Regions from separate parts of the Homo sapiens genome. Here region 2 is linked to region 1. A link is a contact called in ENCODE Hi-C or POLR2A ChIA-PET data. All regions are on one chromosome and are shown on one strand. Each heading gives the region's core, a stretch centred on a gene start or an enhancer-like site at or near the end of the contact. The rest is flanking DNA. Distances are from core to core; before and after follow the strand shown. Region 1 holds the start of XYLT1 (xylosyltransferase 1). Region 2 has its middle 120 kb from the start of XYLT1.

Region 1 (4,866 bases), core at 307-2,806:
TGAGTAGCTGGGATCAGGGGTGTGTGCCACCATGCCCGGCTAATTTTTGTATTTTTAGTAGAGACGGGGTTTCACCATGTTGGCAAGGCTGATCTCGAACTTCTGACCTCAGGTGATCCTCCTGTCTTGGCCTCCCAAAGTGCTGCGATTACAGGCATGAGCCACCGCGCCCAGGCCTATCTCACTATATTTTAATGATTAACATCCACATCAGGCTTCTCTAGACCTCAGGCTTGCTGAAGATGAGATTAAACCTCATTCACCTTTGGATGCGTGCACCTGGCCCAGTGTCTGACACAAGCTTTGTATTCACGGATGCTTGTGGAGTGGATGAAACAATCTCTTCCCACTCCCTGCCTCATTGTCTGATGAGCCTTCATTACACTCCACTTTCTTCTCTTTGTAAATTAGGATGAGGTGAAAAAGCACAGCAGACAAGATGCGAAGCATTCACGCCAAGTCCTCAATTCACAAACTGATTTGATCTGCTGTTGTATTCCCAGAGTGCTAGGTCCCGTATGGGACACCAACGCCATCCCATATGCTCACTGTTCTGCGCTGCTGTGTATAAAGCCCTGGGCAAGAGGACAAGGGAGGGAAAAACCAGAAAGACTGAGTCAGAGAAGGCTCGGGATGAAATTTGAGTCCATTGGGATCATTCTGCCTAAACGACAGAGGAGAAAGCTTGGGCTCAGGGAGGAGTCCTCCTCCTCCTGGCTCAAGGTCACCGGGACAGACCAGTCAGGATGGGAAAGAACTCCACTTTCAAGAGCAAGACCTGTTTCCCCAGGACCTGGGCCCTGTGCAGACAGGAAGGGGGACTTCAGGATGGATGGGGAAAAGGACACGCTGGGAGGCTGCGGGGCCAGCCTTTGGGGCTTGCATCCTGCGAAGGTTGAGTAACTCCACGGGTCTCCCTTTTGCCGCTATACCACTTGCCAACTGGGTTTGGAGTCTCTTGGCTTGTGAGTCCTCAGGGACCAGAGAAGTGACTCAGTGAACACTTAGTACATCGTTGGCACCGGGGATTGTGTGTGATTCAGGAGTCACTCACAGAGCTTGTGCTGATTAACTCCAGAAACTCACCCAAAGCCTCCTCCCCACCCCTTCAAGCCCAGGATGAAGGGATCAGACTGTGGCTCTGACACTCCTGAAATGTTTCTCACGTGTCCACCTGCCAACCGGTCTGGTACCGACAGAAGATCCCTGGACCGCGAACTCCGGGGCTAGGAGCTTCCTCCACGCACTGCCTCCTTCCAGCGGCCCACAGGGAAAACAGGACCTCGGGACCCCCTCTCTTCCTGACCTCCCCTGGATTCTGAGCGGGCCCACCCTCAACCAAAGGTCCCCTGTTTCGCGGCCCCTGCCTCTCTTTTTCCGCCTTGGGAATTGTCCCCCTCGCCCCCCATCCTACTCCCACTACGTCCTGAGGGGTGTCTGTCTTCTCTGATCGCCCCCACCCCCTTCCTTTCCCTCCTCCTTTTCCTCCCTCGGCTCCTCCCCCAGGCCCCGCCCTCTCCGCCTCGGCCCGCGTCCCCCCGGCGCCTTCCCCATCACCCTCCCCTCCAGCGGGGACAGGGGTGTGGGGAGGGGGGCGGCGGCGGCGGCCCGAGCGGGAGCCCGAGCGGCAGCCGGCGGCCGCGGGAGCTGCGGGGAGCGCGGGGGCGGCCCGGAGCGTGCCGGGGTCCCCGCGCCTCGCTCGCCGGCCGCGCTCCGAAGATGGTGGCGGCGCCGTGCGCCCGGAGGCTGGCCCGGCGCTCGCACTCGGCGCTGCTCGCGGCGCTCACGGTGCTGCTGCTGCAGACGCTGGTCGTGTGGAATTTCAGCAGCCTCGACTCCGGGGCCGGGGAGCGCCGCGGGGGCGCAGCGGTCGGCGGCGGGGAGCAGCCGCCCCCGGCCCCGGCCCCGCGCCGGGAGCGCCGGGACCTGCCCGCCGAGCCGGCTGCAGCCCGAGGAGGAGGAGGAGGCGGCGGCGGAGGAGGAGGAGGACGGGGGCCCCAGGCGCGGGCGCGGGGAGGCGGCCCCGGAGAACCGCGGGGACAGCAGCCGGCCAGCCGGGGGGCACTGCCCGCCCGGGCTCTGGTAAGATGCCCTTTCGGCTCGCGCCCCGCGGCGAGGGAGGGAGGAAGGCAGCCCGACCCCACGCCCCCCTAGCCCTTGAACTCGGTCATCAGACTGGGACTCTGCAAGCCTACCGACTCCACATCGCCTCTTGCCCCGGGAAGCCGGGTGGGGTCCCTGCCAAGGCTCAGGGGTCGTGGGCTGCCCCTTTCAGAGTCTGAGCACGGACCCCTTGGGGTCTGGGGGAAGTTTTCTCCAGCGGGGGCGCTTTGGGGGTTACCGGAGCCTGGCTGGGTTCCTGTTCCCCATCACTCTTGCTGGGGACCCCAGGTGACTTGCTCCGTGCGTGTAGGTCTTGGTGACTCGCTCCCTGCCTGAGTGAGTGGATCTCCCCGGATCCTCAGCCGCTGTTCCTGGGCGGTTGTCGCAGCAGCATCTCTCTGGTTTTTGCCGAGCTGGGTGCAGACAGTTGAGCCCTCTGTTCGTCCTGGCCTGCGATGAGGGCTGAGCTGGGCGTCCCAAGTCCCCGACCATGCCCCTGAATCAATACTCAGTCCGGGGTGTCTGGTCTTACTTTGGGTCTTCTGTTTCTCTTCTCTGGATGTTTGAGCCTTCCGTCTTCACCTTCTCTGTCTCTAACCTTGCCGTCTCCCATGCCCTCTGTGACTTTATCTCCTCCCCATCTCCAGTTTCAGGGCATGGCTCCTTCTCCTAGCTGGTTGTCTCTGTCTTTCTGTCTTGTTGCGGCCGGTTCAGGTCACCAGCTGTGTGTCCGACCACACCGTCAGGGCTTCCACTCCTATGGGATTACTTTGCCCTTCGTGGGTGTGAACAGTCAGGGCTCTGAAACTGTTTTTTCCGCAGATCTGGGGCCATCTGGGTGGCTGGGTGGGGAACTGACTTGTCTTCCTACCCTGTCCCTAACTTCTCCAGGGATACCTTTCCCACCTTCTCTGGGCTGCCTTGCCCAGCCTACTGAGCTAGGAGCAGGAGCACATGGGGCAGGAGGCCGGAGTCCCCATTTCAGAGCCAAGGTCTCAGTTCTCCAGGGGCGTGAGTTCTGCCTTAGGGCATAGCCAATGTGTTGTGTGTCTGTCTGTTTCTTCATCACACTACTTGTCTGCAAGGATTTGCCTAGCCGTTAAAGGATATTAGACACCAGGGGGATGGTTTCAGGATCCTGAAGACTGAATGCATATTTCTATCATTTGTCACTTTGGAAGTCCTCACTGAAGACTGCCTTAGTACACAGCGTGATGCTTTCTGAGCTGCTAAACTTCTTCGGAGTCTGTGCGACCCTTTCTGCCGGAGTGCAGCTCTTCATGCCTGAGAACTGAGCCAGTCCCAAGACGTGATGTGATGGCATTTCACGTTGCTGTGTGGGTAGCAGGGAGAAGTCTTTCCCTCATTTGCGGGGAGAATAGTGGCGTGAGCTGCCTGACGGAGAACCAGAACATTCCTAGTGTCCTGCGATCTCTTCTTTACAGAGAGGGGTACTCTGAAACGCTGCCTTTGAACTCTTGGAGTTGATAGTGATGGGTTCCCGCAGAAATGCAATTAGAAGTTCTTTGTGCATCCAGAGCCCAGGAGGTGGGGTGGGAGGGTTGTGGGTCGTGTCCTGCTGGTCCAGTGTAAGAACGTGTAGGGGAGACATGGTGGGGGAAGCCTGGGGCTTACTGTATCATTTGCATCTGGGGGTCAGAGTGGGTTCAGGAGGTACCTTTAGGATGCATGTAGCACCTGTTGAAACAAATGAAGAGAAGGAAGGAGGCAGGGCTAGCTGATTTCTTCATAGGTCCCCGGCATTGTGAGCATCCACCCCCAGCCCCTCTCTGTGTGCTCGGCTCAGTGTTTTACTCTCTCACACCCAGCTCAGCCTCTGAGAGATCTGCGGTTGGGGAGGTAGGTGGGAACACACTATTTTCCTTTTTACTTCCTTTTGGAATTGCAGTTCCAGCAGCGGAGGTGCTTTGCTTTTCTGAAACTCTGCTTCCAACTGCAAGTTCAGTTACTCTCCCCAAATCTGCATGTCCTAATGTCTCAATTTCTTTACCTTCCAAGATGGACATTTATGTATTTTTTTTTTCTTTTGGTTCTCTTCTCTTCTTGGTGGCTGTCTACCATGCTGTTGACTGTTGTCTCTTGGGGCTTTGTATTTTATTTCATTTGCTTGTCTCCTTTCTTTCCTCTCCCCCCACACCTACTCCATGACCTGCTAAATCCTGAAATCACAGTACAGACAGGCTGGCTGGAGCCCGGGGTCTGTCCTACTCTGACTGTGCCCACCCAGTTCCTGCCCTTCCATGGAGCTCCAGGAGACCAGAAGGGGGCAGGCTGTTCCCAAAGTCTGGTATAGCTGGAGCTTGGGTTGCAGGCAAGGAGAGGACCAGACCTTTTCGCAAGCAATAGAGGCCGTTGAAATGTGCAGTTTGTTTCCAGACCCTGCGGAGGCTGCCAGGATGATGCTTTGGAGGGAGATTCAGGAGTGGGACATTTAAAGAAACAAATCCCCGTGATTTTCCAGATGGCTCTTGTAGAGAGGTGGTTAGACACATGCTTAGAAGAAGATGCTTTAGCTCAGTGCTCTGTTGCAGGTGGGGATGGGGTGGGTGGACAGCCTTGGCTCTTGCATGTAGAGGGAACCTGTGTCCTGGGTTGCTGGTGGGTGTGTTGCAGAGAGTGTCAGGCAGGCATTGTGTATAGGGCATTTCCTAAGCCAGATCTTCCTCCTTCCTGATGCCCACAGCCTCAGAGCATTTGTCCTTTTTATGTTTGGGGAGCTGCGCTTCGGTGGAAGGCCCTGAT
Region 2 (5,040 bases), core at 2,157-4,656, 120 kb before region 1:
GTTTGCAGTAAGCCGAGATCATGCCACTGCACTCCAGCCTGGTCACAGAGCAAGACTCTGTCTCAAAAAAAAAACAAAAGAAAAGAAAAACAAGAGTCCAGTAATAAACCTATGCATAAATAGTCGATTAATATTGGACGAATCTGCCAAAAATACACAACTAGGAAAGATAGTTTTCTTCAATAAATGGTGTTGCAAAAACAGAAGATCCCTATGAAAAAAAGAACAAAACTAAGTACCCTATCTTCCATCACTCACAAAAATTAACTCTAAATGGATTAAATACTTAAAACCATAAGCTGTAAAACTTCTGAAAGAAAACATAGGGGAAAGCCTTCTTGACACTGATCTTGGCAATGATGTTTTGGATGTAACGCTAAAAGCACAAGCAACAAAAACAAAAACAAGTAGGGCTACATCAAACTAAAAATCTTCTGCACAGCGGAAGAAACAATCAATAAAATTAAAAGATAATTTATGGAATGGGAGAAAATATTTGCAAACCATATATCTGGTAAGGGGTAAATTTCTGAAATATATAAGGAATTCATACAACTGAATGGTGAAAACCAAAACCGGACAAACACAAATCCAATTAAAAAATGAGTCAAGGGTTTTTAGAGACTTTTTCCAAAGAAAACATACAACTGGTCAACAGATACATGGAAAAGGTGCCCAACATCTCTAATCACCAAGGAACTACAAATCAATACGGCAATGAGATGTCATCTTACACCTGTTAGAATAGCTATTATCAAAAAAAAAAAAAAAAAAATAGCAAGAGTTGGTGAGGATGTGGAGAAAAGGGAACCCTTGGGTACTGTTGGTGGGAATGTAAATTGGTAGAGTCATTATGGAAAATGGAGGTTTCTCAAAAATTAAAAATAACCATATGATCCAGAAATCCAACTACTGGGAATTTACTCAAAGGAAACAAAATCCATCGCTGATGGAGCTATCTGTACTCCCATGTTCTCTGCAGCATTATCCACAATAGTCAAGACATACAAACAGCCTCAGTGCCCGTCAGTGGGTGTTACTCAGCCATAAAAAAAAGAAGGAAATTCTGCCATTTGCAACAACATGGATGAAACTTGAGGGCATTATGCTAAGTGAAATAAGTCAGAGAAAGATAAATACTGTATGATCTCAGTTACATGTGGGATCAAAAATAGCCAAACTCAGAAACCGAGAGTAGAAGAGTGGTTGGCAGGAATCGGGGGAGAAGAAAACAGGGAGATGTTGGTCAAAGGGTACAAAGTTTTAGTGGAAAGATGAATAAGTTCTGGGGATTTCATGTACAGCATGGTGACTATAGTTAACAACACCGTATCGTATGCTTGAAATTTGCTTAAGGGGTAGATCTTAAATGTTCTTGCCAAAGAAAAAAATGTAAGTGAGGTGACAGCTGTGTTAACTATCTTAATTGTGATAATCATTTCACAATGTATATCAAATCATTGTACCAAACACCTAAACTTATACAATTGTATTTGTCAACTATACTCACTAATGGAAAATTAATTAATTGATTGATTACAAATAAAAGACCCTGTGAAAATGGTTGACATACGAGTGTACTGCCTGTGGTCAGCTCCTCTTATATAGGCACTCAACTACCTTCTATGCAAAATAAAGGTAATAATAAGAACTACCTCATATACCTCACAGAGTTGTGAATCACAACATGAAAAGCACAGAGAACAGGACCTCACTAAGCAAGGTCTCAGTAAATACCAGCCATTAGTAATAATCACAACAAGGACAATGGTGATGATATCTGTAGCAATTAATGCAATCAATGGTGACGGTGTTCCCTTACTTCCAGGTCTGAAAATAGCAACACCCGTGGATGCTTAGACTCCAGCAGGGCAGTCATATTTCCTGAGCCCCCATAAGGAGCCAGGAGTCATGCCAGCTCTTTTTAAGCATCATTTCATGACCTTTGTTCTTTCCTCCAGGCTTTCTCAATGTCAGCCCTCCTGACATTTGGGAAACAAAGAATTCTTTATTGTGGGTCTGTCCTGTGCATTGTAGGGTGTTCAGCGACATCCCTGGCCTCTCCTCTCCAGATGTCAGTAGCAACCCCTCCACCCCCATCTCCGCAGTAATCAACAATATCTCCAGACATGACAGAATGTCCTTGGGAAAGTCTCCTCCAGTCAAGAGTCTCCGGTCTTGACAAAGTTGATGTTCTTTTGCCTCTTCTGCAGATGAAGCAAATGAGGATTAGTGAACCTCGCAACCTGCCCCCTTACTAGGAAGTGAATTTATAACTACAACTTCTTTTGCATCCCAGGGTTGGGTTATCATGAATTACTGATTTCTGTGCCTTTCCCCTGAGCTTTTGAAATTCTCTGTTGGATGACTACAGGGCTGCCAAGAAGTTTCTATGAGAGAGCTCCCTGCCTCTCCAACTCTTCCAGCACGCTGACAGCCCCATGGAGGGTCACTAAGCTCTGTGGTTACCAAGTCTACCTGCCTCTCTCTGTTCCCAGCTTGCTGACCGTGACTTTTTGACTTCATTCAACAGTGGCTGTGTTCATTTCCCAGACTGTGGAACCTCTACCCTGCAGAGGCCACCAGTGATCAGGGGTTGATTTATTCACAGGTGACATTTTTCTTCTCTTGCATCCAGAGGACTCAGACAGACAATAGACAGACAGCCTCCTTGCAGTTCCCCCAGGCTGGCTGGCAGAATCTTTCCCTTTCCTCTGCAATGGATGGGACAGCTCTTGGAGATGCCAGGCCAATGACTTTCAATCTGACCTGATCCAATGGCTGTTTTTCTAGTAAACAATTTGTAATATCTTCCTTACTGTTTTGAAATGAAAATCACAGCTAATAGAACCTACTCGTAACTATTTAAAAATGCCATGTTATATTAAAAATTGAAAACTAATTTATTATCATATGTATTTTTCATCCACCAGAGACCCATGGTTCCTAACTCACATACGCGGTATCAGGGCATCAGGGCGAGTAACTGCTGAGGCACAATGAGACTTAATGGAATAATAAAATGCATGAACCTGAGTGTAGAATCACCACAGCTGTGACAACTACGAACACAGGCGGAAATGGGGGCAGATAGGGTGATGCAAACACCAGGACCGGTGTTGCCATGGGTAACGTGATTTTCCAAGATAGTGAACCACTCTTCCTGTGGTCCCAAACATATAAAGTACCAGCTTGCCTTGATTTTCATCGTATTGAAATTTCTGAAAATTTTAGTGTGTATTAAAAGTGAAAAAAAAAAAGTCTTACGTTTATGTGTAGAAGAGTTCACCTAGATAGCAATAGGCTTAGAGTAATGAATGGATTTTTTTGCCTATGCAAATTCTCAGCGGGCATTTGAACTCTGCACAGGCTGGCAGGAGTTTTTTGTTTGAGTCAGACTGCCCTGGGCATTACCAGATGTCTGGTATCCTGGCTCCTACCAACTAAATGCTACTGGTGCCTCCTGCCATCATAACAGAAACATAAAAAACACGCCCACCCCCACCTCCCCAAATGTCCCCCTAGGAGGCAGTACTGTTAATGGAAAGGGCTCCCAGTCAAGACCCCAAGAGAGAGTTCTTGGATCTCACGCAAGAAAGAATTCAGTGGGAGTCCACAGAGTAAAGTGAAAGCAAGTTTATTAGAAAAGTAAAGAAACAAAAGAATGGCTACTTCATAGGCAGAGCAGTGGTATGGGCTGCGTGACTGAGTATACTGACAGTTCTCTCTTGATTATGTGCTAAACAAGGAGTAGATTATTCATGTGTCTTCTGGGAAAGGGGTGCGGAGTTCCCAGAACTGAGGGTTCCTCCCTTTTTTAGACCACATAGGGTAACTTCTGGACATTGCCATGACGTCTGTAAGCTGTCGTGGCACTGGTGGGAGTGTCTCTTAGCATGCTAATGCATTCGAATTAGCATATAATGAGCAGGGAGGATGCCCAAATGTCACTTTCATCACCACCTTGGTTTTGGTGGCTTTAGGCTGGCTTCTTTACTGCATCTTGTTTTGTCAACGGGGCTTTTGTGACCTGTATCTTGCGCAGATCTTCCATCTCACCCTGTGACTAAGAATGCCTAACTTCCTGGTCATGCAACCCAGTAAGTCTCAGTCTTATTTTACCCAGCCCTTATTCAAGATGGGGTCACTCTGGTTCAAATGCCTCTGACAGTACTAACCTAAGGAGAGCCACTGCTCTAGATTTTAGGGAGAGTTGCCCCAGTTCTCTGCCTTTTGCGAGCCTGAATTCACTTCCCATTTCTGTGTTTGAACCCCATACTGCAGTCTCCTGGCCCATAATCAGATCTCTGAAACTTACATACCACCACTACAGCCTGGCTGTCATCTCTGGCCCCTGAGGAGTTCCTTCACTGACTTTCAGGCTTTTCTGGTTTTTTTTGTTTTGTTTTTTGAGACAGAGTTTTGCTCTTGTTGCCCAGGCTGGAGTGCCATGGCACGAGTTTGGCTCACTGCAACCTCTGCTTCCTGAGTTCAAGCCATTCTCCTGCCTCAGTCTCCCAAGTAGCTGGGATTACAGGCATGTACCACCACCCCTGGCTAATTTTTTATATTTAGTAGAGGCAGGGTTTCACCAGGTTGGTCAGGCTGGTCTCAAACTCCTGACCTTAGGTGATCCACCCATCTCAGCCTCCCAAAATGCTGGGATTACAGATGTGAGCCACCACATCCAGCCCTTGCTGGGTATTTTGATGGGTTTACAATGTCATGTCCATCTATGGTTGTAGCAGGAGGGGGTGCTGTTTTCCTCAGTTTAGCCTGATAACTTGCTAAAATCCTTGGTGCTTCTGTTTTCTCTCCCTCTCACTATAACGCTGCCCCCAGGATGCTGCGGTTCAAATCTGTCCATCACAACAGCACCCTGTACTTCCACTGTGCATTGACCCAAAACTGATGCTGTGGTTTCTCAGGTCTGTCACTTATGGTCATCTCTCCCCATCTTAAGACAATGTCTGTTCCAGATTTTTCATCATAACAGGCCATGGTTCCTAACTTGCATCTGGAGTCATGTTTCTAGAAAGG

The links. A loop is a pair of places that touch in the nucleus more often than their neighbours do. ChIA-PET counts read pairs that join two places held with the same protein, here RNA polymerase II (POLR2A). Pooled maps may share reads with other maps.
Region 2: a loop to region 1 is called in a pooled map, with 4 times the contacts of the local background. The contact joins the enhancer-like site here to the promoter of XYLT1 in region 1. A Hi-C loop is called at or near these places in 2 of 168 maps with a recorded cell type or tissue (HCT116 and endothelial cell of hepatic sinusoid) and 5 of 50 pooled maps. POLR2A ChIA-PET finds 5 or more read pairs at or near these places in 1 of 52 experiments (activated T-cell).

Annotation. Positions count from the first base shown.
Region 1 is chr16:17,467,650-17,472,515 of GRCh38, reverse strand. It overlaps XYLT1 (xylosyltransferase 1), which reads left to right and starts at 1,556. Exons shown (of 12, transcript NM_022166.4): 1 at 1,556-2,082. The coding sequence starts at 1,720. It overlaps LOC107987234 (a long non-coding RNA gene), which reads left to right and starts at 2,089. Exons shown (of 2, transcript XR_001752091.2): 1 at 2,089-4,866. LOC105371106 (a long non-coding RNA gene) reads left to right here. Exons shown (of 3, transcript XR_933144.3): 3 at 412-1,509. RefSeq lists enhancers at 1,061-1,562, 2,337-2,386, 2,507-2,776, 4,372-4,441.
Region 2 is chr16:17,590,242-17,595,281 of GRCh38, reverse strand. No RefSeq gene overlaps it. Among named protein-coding and RNA genes, the nearest start is that of XYLT1, 120 kb to the right of the region's middle. Within about 2 kb of position 3,406, at least 3 of the 41 ENCODE cell types and tissues checked have a DNase peak (open chromatin) inside an H3K27ac peak, as active enhancers do.